4 separate regions of the Homo sapiens genome follow, and all the other regions are linked to region 1. A link is a contact called in ENCODE Hi-C data. All regions are on one chromosome and are shown on one strand. Each heading gives the region's core, a stretch centred on a gene start or an enhancer-like site at or near the end of the contact. The rest is flanking DNA. Distances are from core to core; before and after follow the strand shown. Region 1 has its middle 24 kb from the start of PRF1. Region 2 has its middle 4.5 kb from the start of LINC03139. Region 3 overlaps PSAP (prosaposin). Region 4 overlaps CDH23 (cadherin related 23).

Region 1 (3,049 bases), core at 193-2,692:
CTCATATTTGTTCAATTTTATTTCTTTTTAACTAATAGTGAAGTTGGATTTTTTTCATGTGTTTTGGCCATTTTTTTTTCTGTTATGAATTGTTTATGTCCTTTGCTGACTTTTTTGTTTGGGCGTTTGTCTTCCTTCCTTTCCTTCTTTCTTTCTTTCTCTCTCTTTCTCTCCTTCCTTCCTCTCTCTTTCTTTCTTTCATTCATTCTTTCTTTCTTTTTGTTCTTCTTTCTTCCTTTTCTTTCTTTCTTTTCTTTCCTTCCTTCCTTCTTTCATTGTTTCCTTCCTTCTTTCCTCCTCTTTTTCTTTCTTTCATTCTTTCTCTTCCTTTTTTCTTTTTGTTCTTTCTTCTTTCTTCCTTTTCTTTCTTTCTTTCCTTCCTTCTTTCTTTCTTTTCTTTCTTTCATTCTTTCCTTCCTTCCTTCCTCTTTCTTTCTCTTTCTCTTTCTCCTTCTCTTTCCCTCACTCCCTCCCTTCCTCGCTTCCTTCCTCGCTTCCTTCCTCTCTCCCTCCCTCTCTCTCTTTCTCTCTTTCTTTCTTTCTTTCTTTCTTTCTTTCTTTCTTTCTTTCTTTCTTTCTCTCTCTCTCTTTTTCTTTCTTTCTCTCTCTCTCTTTTTCTTTCTTTCTGCCTTTCTCCTTTTCTTCTCCCTTTCTCCCTTTCTCTTTCTTTTCTTTTCTTTTTCTTTTTTAAATTCTATGCTGCTTCTGGGTCAGGGTCTTACTTTATCACCCAGGCTAGAGTGCAGTGGTGCAATCATAACTCACTGCACCCTCGACCTCCTAGGCTCAAGTGATTCTCCCACCTCAGCCTCCAGAGCTGGAACTATAGGCATATGCCACCACACTCGGCTAATTTTTGAATTTTCTTTTTTTTGTAGAGATGGGGTCTCACTATGTTGGCCAGGCTTGTCTTGAACTTCTGGGCTCAAGTGATTCTCCCACCTCAGTCTCCCAAAGTGTTGGGATTACAGGGTGAGCCACCACACTTGACCCCTTTCCTATTGATTTGTTAAGATGATAACTTTATCATATATGTTGCATTTATTTTTTAGCTTTAAAATACCATTAGATATACATGCTGTCTTAGAGCCTGTCCTCTCCATTCCTGTGTGTCTCAGTCTATGCTGGAGCTGACCTAGCTTCAGATCAATAACCTTTGCTTATTTTATGATGTCCTTTATTAGATTACTTACTTTGTCAAGCATTATATCTGGTTTCTTTTACAGTCATCATCTCGTTCAACCCTCCAACAATACCACAAGGTGTTATTTTACAGCTAGAGATACCCGTGTCTGATGCCAAATCCTTGCTTGTTTCAGGGCTGGATATGGTAATCCTCTCTGCCATTTTCGATGACAGGTTGAGAGGAGAGAAAGGTAGATCCTGGAAGAGTGCCCAGGCTGGGGTGACTCGGGGAGGAGACTAAGGGGAAAGCATGATGACTTTGAAAGCCCTCCGTCAAATTCTTGTGGTTCTCTGACTTGATGTTATTTAAACCCCTGTGTACTTTCAAGAGGTTCCCCTCTACAGCCACAAGAATGGGAAATGGCTTGTGTTCTCTGAGTCACACTGGTAGATTATCTATGGGCCTTCTGAGTTTCACTTTGCACCCCCTCTTGGCTATTCTTTCCTTTTCCCACATCCGCCCACCTCACCATCAACAAACCTGCACAGTGTCTTTGCCCTTCAAAAGTAATTGTTATTCTTTCTTTGAACTAAATGACGGCATCTAAGCTGAATTAAACACTCATAGCCTTTCACAGTTTATGAAAGTATCCATTTCCCCATTCCTGCCTTAACATTTGAGGTCGCCAATCCTTTTAATTTTTGCCAATCTGATAAGAAAGAAAGTCTTTTATTTTTACCTTAACTCGACTTTTCCAGATTAGTAATGAGGTTGGAACATCCTTTCATATGTTTACTGGCCATTTGAATTTATTCTGTTATGTATATGCCCATTTTTCTGCTAGATTGTCTTTTTTTAATTAACAGGCATAAAATTTTAATATAATTTGTTTTGTGGGTAGGTAGATAGATATACAGTCAGTTCTTTCTCCCAGTTTGTCTCAGGTCTTGTAACGTTTTTAGTGTATTTTTTCATAGAGAAGTTGTTCAATTTATACATGGTGTGTTTTTTGACTTGTGTAAGCAAGCCTTCCCTACCCAAGGTTCTAGATCTCTTTCCTATGTTTTCTTTGAATATTTCTACAGTGTTGTCTTTTATGTTTAATGCTTTAATTCATCTGGAATAAACTTTTGTGAATGACATGAGATAGTGTATTTTTTTTTTCCAAAATGGATATCCAGTTGGCCCACATTTATTATTATTTGTTATTATTATTTTAGAGATGGGATCTTGCTATGTTGCTCAGGCTGGTGTTGACCTCTTGGCCTCAAGCAGTCCTCCTGCCTCAGCCTCCCAAGTAGCTGGGACCACAGGCATGTGCCACTGCACCAGGCTGGCCTACATTATTTATGGAATAGCCACATTTCCCCCTTACTGGAACTATGGTTTTCATCATATGTGAAGTAAGCACTTATACCTGAGTCCATAGAGTAGACACGGGGTTGTTGTTGCTCCTGGCCTCCATTCATCCTTCTGGTAACCATGTCTGATTTTCCCCATCCCCAGCAGGAACAAGAACCAAGGCTTGAGCCAATTTGTGCATCTCATTGTCCTGGCACTGCCATTGGCCCAGGGCTGGCCATGTGACTCAGCCGGCCAATTACACCCAATCAGAGCTTATCCCTGGCATTTTTCTGAGTGACTGGAAGAGTGTTAACTATTCTTGTGGAACTTAAAAGGGAGAGGCCAGACGTGGCTACAGTTGTCACACAGCCACAAGGTGAAAACAAATATGAAAATGAAACCAACACACCAAGGCCAGTGGAATTGAGCTGAGGCAACTGCTGTTGCCCTTTAGCTGCTGTACCCCATCATGTCTAGAGCCAGGTTACCCCTATGCCCACAAAACTTTTAACTGACAACCCAGATCCTTTTGTGCTTAAGTGAGCTGGGTTGGGTTTTCTGTCATTGCAAGGCAGACAT
Region 2 (3,049 bases), core at 349-2,848, 1.3 Mb after region 1:
AACCCCATCTCTACTAAAAATATAAAAATTAGCCAGGCATGATGGTGGGCGCCTGTAATCCCAGCTACTCGGGAGGCTGAGGTGGGAGAATTGCTTGAACCCGGGAGGCTGCAGCGGGAGAATTGCTTGAACACAGGAGGCTGAGCCGAGATGGTGCCACTGCACTCCAGCCTGGGAAACAGAGCAAGACTCCATCTCAATAAATAAATAAATAAATAAATAAATAAATAAATAAATAAATAAATAAAATAGAGCTTGCAGTCCCTCAGAGAGCACCCTAGTCCAATGGCCTCCTTTTACAGGAAGAGAAACTGAGGCCCAGAGGGATCAAGAGGCTCCCCCAAGGTCACCCAGCAAGAGGCTAGAGCTGGGACAAAACCCCCAAGTTTCTGACTCCCTGGGCAAGGCTTTTTCCACTGTTTTGGTCTTTGGCCATAGAGATAATCTGCTTAAAAAATTAACTTGGGATTTCATGTAATCACTGAGGCCTCAGAAGCCTTGCCCAAGGAAAGACGAGGAGGGTTTATTAAGCTTTGTTCTAGGAGTTACAGGGACAAGGCCACATAGCAGGGCTAGAAACTGATGTGTGCCACCCTCCTCCAGGCCAGTAGCAGCTTGTATTTCTAGAAAAGGCTTAATTTTCCAGGTCAGGGCAGGTCCCAGAAGGCACCTTCTGGGGATGCGGCTGGACCCCGTGACTCAGCTGATTCCACATTATTCTCTGTTTCCCTCCCCACTCAGGGTGACTGCCAGATTCTGGCCTCCCTTGGGCCTTCAGAGATGGAAGTGATCTTAGGTTGTTGGTGGGTCCTACAACCTATAGTGGAAAGGTGACCATCTAATTTTTTTTTTTTTTTTTTTGAGACAGAGTCTGGCCCTGTTGCCCAGGCTGGAGTGCAATGGCGCGATCTCGGCTCACTGCAACATTCGCCTCCCAGGTTCAAGCAATTCTCCTGCGTCAGCCTCCTGAGTAGTTGGGGTTACAGGTGTGCAACCACTTCCAGCTAATTTTTGTATTTTTAGTATAGATGGATTTCTTTTCTTTTTTTTTTTTTTTTAGAAGGAATTTCGCCCTCTCACCCAGGCTGGAGTGCAGTGGCATGATCCAGTCTTGGCTCACTGCAACCTCCGCCTCCCGATCCAAGCGATTCTCCTGCCTCAGCCTCCCAAGTAGCTGGGATTACAAGTGCGCACCACCATGCCCGGCTAATTTTTTGTATTTTTTTAGTAGAGATGGGGTTTCACCATGCAGCCCAGGCTGGTCCCAAACTCCTGACCTCGTGATCCACCTGCCTCGGCCTCCCAAAGTGCTGGGATTACAGGCATGAGCCACCACGCCCGGCCTGAGATAGGGTTTCACCATGTTGGCCAGGCTGGTCTCAAACTCCTGATTTCAGATGATCCACCCGTCTAGGCCTCCCAAAGTGCTGGGATTACAGGTGTGAGCCACCATGCCCACTTGTGTCTAATTTATCATCCTCACCAGGACACTTTTGAGCATGGCCAGGGACATCTGGTCACCCAGCCACTGCTATCTCTGAGCATCATGATGGGTTGAAGAGTCAGTGAGCCGGCGGTTGAGGACCCACTGTGCTTGGGTCCCATACCTGATGAGAAAGAAGGGCCCAAGTCCCAGGCCTGCAAAACCACAGCCCTAGAAGGAGTGAGAGCACACAGCCAGCATGACCCAGGAAACTAGAACTGAAACCCTCAAAGCTGAAAGGTCTAGATGACTGTCCTTACTGTCCCAACGGGGAGCACACAGCTCTGAAAGGCCAAGGGCCTTGCCCAAGGTTACCCCCCGAGAAGATCAGAGACTCAAACCCAGGTTCCCAACTCTCAGCTCAGTGTGCGCTGTGCCACCGGTTCCCTTTCATCTGCAAACCCCCTGCCTATCTGGAAGGTGTGCACACAGCCTGGAAGCTTGTTATACTGGATTGTAAAAATTGTTCCTTGCCCTGGACTGGTGTGTGGCTTTGTTTGTGTGTGGCTTCCTAATCCTGCAGCCCCTGTGGGTGGGGAGGTCCCCTTTGCAAATAAGCGTGCCAGGCTCCAGAACCCAGGGAGAAGGCAAATATTTCCTGAACTAAACCTGCTCTCAGCACTTCCACTACTACTACCCCAGTCCAGGCCACCATCATCTCCCAGGTGGCCTCAGTGGCCTCTAAGTGGTATCCGGGATCCTTCTCTTTTCCCCACTCTTCATCCTCCATGTCAGAGCATGGAGCCTGGGTGCAGATCCCACACAACTCTCCCTCAGAGCTATCCACGCTCAAATCCTGGATGCACAGCAATGTCATGTGGCTGCCATCCTCCTGTCTGGCTTCCCCGTGTCCCCTTTCTTTCTTTCTTTTTTTTTTTTTGTTTGAGATGTAGTCTTGCTCTGTCGCCCAGGCTGGAGTGCAGTGGCGCGATCTCTGCTCATTGCAAGCTCTGCCTCCCGGGTTCACACCATTCTCCTGCCTCAGCCTCCCGAGTAGCTAGGACTACAGGCACCTGCCACCACGTCCGGCTAATTTTCTGTATTTTTAGGAGAGATGGGGTTTCACCGTGTTAGCCAGGATGGTCTCGATCTCCTGACCTCGTGATCCACCCGCCTTGGCCTCCTAAAGTGCTGGGATTACAAGCGTGAGCCACCGGGCCCAGCCCCCCGTGTCCCCTTTCTTGGTATCCTGCCACCTCACACAAGAAAGGCACAACTCCCGCCCAACTGGGCCTTCCATGGGGCAGTGCCCTGTGAACAACCTCCTACCCCCAGTAGGTAGTTAGAGAGGTACCTGGAGGCAGAGCCTGTTCTCAGCACACTATGAGGGCAGGAACCAGGGTCACACTCCTTTGGCCCAGATAAGGCTCAGAAGTGAGAACGTTGTCATGGGGCCACACCCTTATTTGAATTTCAAACATGAAGCCAGGGTTTTCTGACAGAAAGAAAGTCTTGTCTTGCTTGACTGTGTTGATGGGGCGTGATGTGGCAGGCATTCTTCTTAAAGGGACTAAATGTGTAGCCCCAGTTTTGTGTGGAAAAAATATTTATTTATTTATTTATTTT
Region 3 (3,049 bases), core at 307-2,806, 1.3 Mb after region 1:
CAGGGAGTATCAGAACTTTAACCTTAAAATGTTTCCATAAGTAATAAGGTATCATCATAACCTTAAAATGTTTCCATAAGTAACAAAAGAAACCATAGGAGAAAAGACTAACAAATTCAAATACAGGGAAGATTTTGACTTCTGTAAAATGGATAACAACTGTAGAATGAAGGGTTTTTTTAAAAAAGAAAAACAGGCTGGGCACGGTGGCTCACGCCTATAATCCCAGCACTTTGGGAGGCCAAGGTGGGTGGATCACGACGTCAGGAGATCAAGACCATCCTGGCTAACACAGTGAAACCCCATCTCTACTAAAAATACAAAAAAAAACAATTAGCCAGGTGTGGTGGCGGGCGCCTGTAGTTCCAGCTACTCGGGAGGCTGAGGCAGGAGAATGGCGTGAATCCGGGAGGCGGAGCTGGCAGTGAGCCTGGGTGACAGAGCGAGACTCCGTTTCAAAAAATAAATAAATAAATAAATAAATAAATAAAATAAAAATTAAAATTAAAAAAAATTCATACCCTTATAACATAAAACAATGGCCAGCTGCCGGTGGCTCATGCCTATAATCTCAGCACTTTGAGAGGCCGAGGTGGGGTCAGTTGAGTCCAGGAGTTCGAGACCAGCCTGGGCAACATGGCAAAACCTCATCTCTACAAAAAATTAGCCGGGCATGGTAGCACGCACCTGTGATCCCAGCTACTCGAGAGACTGAGGTGGGAGGATAGCTTGAGCCCAGGAGGCAGAGGTTGTAGTGAGCCGAGATCTCACCACTGCACTCCAGCGGTGAGCTACCATACCTAGCCCTAAAAATATTTTATAAACTGCCTTGAGAGTGCCTATGTTTCTTAAAACAGGTCCTTGATTTTAGAACCAAAAAAATGGGGAAAAAAATCCTCAGATTCACATCTCACTTCTAGCCCAATTATTTAGCTAGGAAACAAGAGATTACATCGGACTACACATAGAGGATGGTGGCATGAGGGTCAAACTCCAACAGGCATCTCAGTAGGGTTGAACAAACTTTTGCTGCAATAGATACTTGACCCAAGTCTGAGACAGAAAAAAAAAAAAAAAAAACAAAACACAATCACCTGAGAAACACACTTAGAACCTCAGGAATCTTGCTGTATGCTGCTTCCCTCTGTAAGCCAATTCTACATACGTGTGTAACACACATAGGAAACACGTGTTGTATAGGTCAGTACGTGTTCTTCCTCCAGGAGAGGGTAAGGAATGAACTGCTTTCTTTCATTACTACCTCCACAAGCTACTCACACAAAGACTGAGTCCCACAAAGCTCGAGTCAGATCACCTTCACCCCTTCAGACACAAGCAAATGAATTATTCATCTGCTGCCCAGATTATAGCCTTCCCTGTCCCCTGGGAGCAAAATCACAAACACGTCCAGTTCGCAACCTCAACCAAGCTGGCCACATTCCAGAGGCTGCTGGTTTGGACTCTAGTTTCCAGGGGAAAACATGTGCCAGATGCAAATCAGTACCAAGCTCCCCAGATGGCTCACAAAAGCTTAGTTAGCCCGCAGTGTAGCCAAGCATGGCTGGCGCCAGCCTCAGTTATAAATCTCAGGGGAGCGGTGGAGGGGAGGCAGAATTGAGTCATGAGGGTAAGGGCTCTGGGGACTGTGCGGTCACAGAGACAGCACAAATAGGAACCCCAGACCTGATGACTCCCACCACACCCTAGCAGGCCCTGGGCCCCTAGGACTCTGAAAAGGACCCATGATGACACCATGATACACTGCCTAGCCCTACCTCCAAATCAAGATGAACAGGAGGCTACCAAATGAGTCTCTAGGCAGAGGAAGGCAGAGTGATACACAGGGAAGCCAGAAGAGGATGGGCTCAGACCTCAGGAGACCAGAGCCAAGACAGAGGAGTCACCACCAAAAGCAGGGGCAAGTGACCAGCACCCCCGATTCTTAAAAATGCTCATCCAGTGTAATGTCCACCCAGCTACTTTCTCCAGCCCTCTCAGCAGGGAACTAGCTACAGCTGACCAAAATCTAGAGTGTTTCCGGAACACAACACACTCTCACAGGCCCATGTGAGAATACTTTGTAGGCTGCCTACTTCCTCTAGGAATGTGAAACAATAATCGTTTTCCATGATGACTTTGTTACTTGTTTTGGTCCGGCCAACCTGGACTGAAAATAATCTTGGGCAGCCCCTTGTATCTGAAACTGGCCCAGCTAATACAAACTGACTGTCACTTCCCAATCCATGACCTACTGAATGGCAGCAGGCCTCTTCCTCAGATCTGGAGGCAAAAAGATACGCATGGTGGAGAATTCGGTACGCCTATAAAGTCAAGTTCCAGCGTAAAACAGATTTCCGTGGACACAGGAAGTAACACGTAAATTCCAACTCCTAGAAAGTGCCTTCTTAGCAAGACACCCCCTTCTACCTCCAACCACAAGCCAAACATAAAGGTGCATGTTACAAAAACAGCCTGTGGTATGCAACGGATTCCATCTCCCAGGATGAACGACATGATGACATACGTTCATAGACTGCGTGTCCTCAGGGCAGGCACCACTGGGTGGTGCTGGGGAGCTCCCAGCCGCCAAGAGGTGCAAAGCCCACTCCCAGAGCAGATCTCCTAAGAGGGGATCAAACAGTGGGTCAGAACCTTTTGGGGACATGGATCCCTTTCCCAGAAACTTTATTACACACACATTTCTCCTAGCACTTGAGGAACTTCTCAGGTCCCAGCTGTGGATTAATCATAAAGCTCTACAGGCAAGGGTGGTTTTTCTCCACACAAGCAGGTAAACAACCCAGCTGAAGGCATGGCTACCAGCTCCACTGACTGCGCAGAGCCCGAGGCCCTCAGGCCAAAGAACAAATGAACAGTCACGATTTTCTTTACCCCAAAGAGCAGGAGGAACAGACATCTAAGTAATGGTGTGTGATCCCACGCATCGGTGGGAATGGGAGCGGCAAGGCAATGCTAACGGAGCCTTCCTCAAAACGAAATTGGAATTGGCACCTGCAAGATGGTGACAGAAAAGGCTGGCTACGTGGAG
Region 4 (3,049 bases), core at 173-2,672, 1.1 Mb after region 1:
CATTGGAAGAAAACAGTCATTTTCTGAGTGTTGGGAGCCTCACCTAGAATTACTGTAGCCTCACAACGGCTCTGCATGGAAGTCACACTAATCTCCATTTTATAGATGAGAAAACTGAAGCTTCAAAGAATTAAAATTCTCCAAGGCCAAGCGTCTGGGAAGGGCCATAATCAGAATTCAAATCCACATCTCACATCTTCACCACGTGGGTGCTCTCCCATGGCTGATGCAAGATAGTAAATGGCCTGGCTGCTGTGATTGCTGAAGTCTGCTGGGACTGGCTCACCCTGCTCCCAAGAGCTAGCGAGGCACTCAATTGTGAACTCCATATTCAATACCACCAAGTTGGTAGCTTAAAATGGGCCCTGGTGGGGCTATTTACACCAAGGAAATTGGCAAATGCCTTTTTTTTTTTTTATTTTGGGGAGCCAGTTGTCAAACATTTACCAGCACGCCACTATCAGGGTGATGTTTGCATTTCAGTTACACCAAAATACAAAGAAAGACCAAATACAGGCGAACAAGAAATGTTGTTTAATTGTTCAGATTTAGCACACTAAAACAACTCGAGGCAATGTAATTATGCTCTTCACAATGTAATTAGGAAATTATTTTATAACTATTAATTATCAATGCACGATAAGGTTGGATAGGTTGAACTGTCCAGTAATGAGTCACAAGTTAGACGCATGTGAACACCCGGTGTTTTTATTTCCTGTCATTGTATTTCTGTGACTGTATAAATAAACAGTGCCTGGCACTGTTCTAAGATTTCCATGATCTTAATTAAATTAACCCCACAATAGCCCTATGAGGTAGTTCCTATTATGGTTCCCTTTGGACCCTATGAGGAAACTGAGGCACAGAGGATTGAAGTAACTAGCTCCAGGTGAGAAAGCCAGTAAGATAATGTCAAAAGTCTAAACAAGAGGTGATCTGTGACTGAGCTTAAGGCCTAATGGCCCTCCTGCCCTGTTCTCCAGCCCCTAACCCCGAGAATCAGCCTAGATTTTCCCACATCTGCAAATATTTCCTCCTCATGGGGTTATGTTGCCCAGCCCTGGGGAACCAGCTCCCAAGGCACAGGAGCTCTCCCGTCTCCCACTGTGAGCACCAGCTCAGGAACACATCCAGGCCGCCAGATCATGGTAGCTTGCTAACATTTCTCGTGCAAGTTCTCACCCTCTCTCCTTCCCTCGCTCTCTCTCTTCTTCCCTCCCTCTCTCCCTGGCCCACCCAAACCCTCTCACGCACCCACTTCTCTCTCTGGCAGGGGAAATCACCACCACGTCTCTGCTTGACCGAGAGACCAAGTCTGAATACATCCTCATCGTTCGCGCAGTGGACGGGGGTGTGGGCCACAACCAGAAAACTGGCATCGCCACCGTGAGTGCGCTCCCCTCCCGTGCCCCAGCTCCCCCTCGCCGGCCAGGCTGCTGCTCCCTGCTTGTACCTCTGGACCCCCGTGTCCTGAGCCAGTGTGAGGCTTTGTGAGAATGAGCAAGGGGGCGAAAATGAACCCATCAGCAGCAGAGGTCAGCCCCCGGGGCCACCACAGCTGTGGGGAAGAAAGGCATCACCACCAGGAATGTAGGGGCACTTGGGAGGAGCAAAATGAAATACTTTCTCTCCTGCCCCTAAAAATCCAGGAGGGCAGGTGGCAGAAGGCATGAGCCCCATAGGCCCCTCCTTGCCTTGGTGCCTGTCAACAAAGCAGAAGCAGGCATTCCTGCGAGGAAGAGCAGCTCAGAGCAGGAAGCAGGGCCCTGGAGGGTCCCTGGGGGCTTGTTCTCCCCCATCTAATGTGCCCCAGAGAGTAGAAAGCTAGAGGAACGAAACGTGGGGGCCTCGAATGAGCTCTCGGCTGCAGAAGTGAAAGGGGAAGTGAGAAGCCCTCTGTGGGAGAGGAAGCGGGAGGACCAGCTGACAGTCACTCCAGCCACCTCCCCTCTTTGTTCCCCATTCGGTTTCTTTGGCTCACCCTCAAAACTGTGGCCCTCACCCAGTCTGCAGCAGCCACCCCATCCTTACCCAGCCAGAGAGGCTGGAGACGGTATCGCGTGGCCAGGGATTTGATGGAAAAATCCCCAGTGCCCTACTCTGTCAAGGGAGGCTCCTACTAATAGGAATCAGAGCCCTATAAATAATGTACCTGGTGGCAGGTGAGCAGGGAAATTGCTTGGCTTGTAGCTGAGACGGGGAGGCTCAAGGGATTCTATTAGATCCCCCACCCTGTCAGTCACCTTCAGCCAAGACTGGAGGCAGGGATGGGGGAAGCCCCAGGTCACAGCAAGGATTTCAGGGCTTATCACATCCATTCCACTGCCTCCTGATGGGACAACACTGGAACTCTCTCTCCTGAAGCGGCCTGGCTCCTTCCTGCCCTCGAAAGCCCAGGCTCTGCCCAAGGCTCCCAAGGTTGGTGGAGCTGGCAGAATTAATGCGAAGATTGCCCGTGGGCATCTGAGCACTTTTCCCCTGGCAGGCCCTGCCCTGGCCCATCTCAGCTGGGTGTGTCTCCCAGCGCCCCTTATGGCTTCACAGGTAAACATCACCCTCCTGGACATCAATGACAACCACCCCACGTGGAAGGACGCACCCTACTACATCAACCTGGTGGAGATGACCCCTCCAGACTCTGATGTGACCACGGTAGGTGGTGGCAGAGCAGCAGAACTGCCAGGCGGCCCTTCCCAGGGGTCTGTGCCCCTCCCACTGCGATTCCAGGGGGCCTTCCCCTATGGGGCTGGTGGACTCTGTGTCCCTCTGAGCTGGCTCTTGCAATAGAGTTCTAGCGGTTCTCCTGCATGGTGAAAGGCAGTCAGAGGTCAAGGGAAAGCCCTCATCCGGCCTCCAGTGTCAGTAGGCCTCAGGCTTTGTCAAAGGGAGCTTCAGGCAGCCCAGGGACAGTGGCAGGGGAGCTCTGGCCGGTTCCGCTTGTGAGCCACACGTGCCCTTAGAGCCCAGGACTCTGGCCACCCCCTCTGGAGAGCTCCCACCCCTACACTGCACAAGCCCCAGCTCCACCCCAGCACCTGTCTTTCACTGC

Evidence for each region. A loop is a pair of places that touch in the nucleus more often than their neighbours do. Pooled maps may share reads with other maps.
Region 2: a loop to region 1 is called in a pooled map, with 7 times the contacts of the local background. The contact joins two enhancer-like sites. A Hi-C loop is called at or near these places in 2 of 37 single-sample maps with no recorded cell type and 6 of 50 pooled maps.
Region 3: a pooled map shows a loop between it and region 1 (18-fold over the local background). The contact joins two enhancer-like sites. A Hi-C loop is called at or near these places in 7 of 37 single-sample maps with no recorded cell type and 4 of 50 pooled maps.
Region 4: a map with no recorded cell type shows a loop between it and region 1 (10-fold over the local background). The contact joins two enhancer-like sites. A Hi-C loop is called at or near these places in 7 of 37 single-sample maps with no recorded cell type and 4 of 50 pooled maps.

Annotation. Positions count from the first base shown.
Region 1 is chr10:70,577,034-70,580,082 of GRCh38, forward strand. No RefSeq gene overlaps it. Among named protein-coding and RNA genes, the nearest start is that of PRF1, 24 kb to the right of the region's middle. Within about 2 kb of position 1,443, at least 8 of the 41 ENCODE cell types and tissues checked have a DNase peak (open chromatin) inside an H3K27ac peak, as active enhancers do.
Region 2 is chr10:71,872,098-71,875,146 of GRCh38, forward strand. No RefSeq gene overlaps it. Among named protein-coding and RNA genes, the nearest start is that of LINC03139, 4.5 kb to the right of the region's middle. RefSeq lists an enhancer at 1,522-1,591. Within about 2 kb of position 1,599, at least 4 of the 41 ENCODE cell types and tissues checked have a DNase peak (open chromatin) inside an H3K27ac peak, as active enhancers do.
Region 3 is chr10:71,834,760-71,837,808 of GRCh38, forward strand. All of the region lies in intron 1 of PSAP (prosaposin), which reads right to left. Among named protein-coding and RNA genes, the nearest start is that of PSAP, 15 kb to the right of the region's middle. RefSeq lists enhancers at 1,117-1,886, 1,704-1,773, 1,884-1,983, 1,887-2,656. Within about 2 kb of position 1,557, at least 26 of the 41 ENCODE cell types and tissues checked have a DNase peak (open chromatin) inside an H3K27ac peak, as active enhancers do.
Region 4 is chr10:71,692,874-71,695,922 of GRCh38, forward strand. It overlaps CDH23 (cadherin related 23), which reads left to right. Exons shown (of 70, transcript NM_022124.6): 21 at 1,274-1,386; 22 at 2,545-2,652. Among named protein-coding and RNA genes, the nearest start is that of C10orf105, 25 kb to the right of the region's middle. RefSeq lists an enhancer at 1,180-1,249. Within about 2 kb of position 1,423, at least 17 of the 41 ENCODE cell types and tissues checked have a DNase peak (open chromatin) inside an H3K27ac peak, as active enhancers do.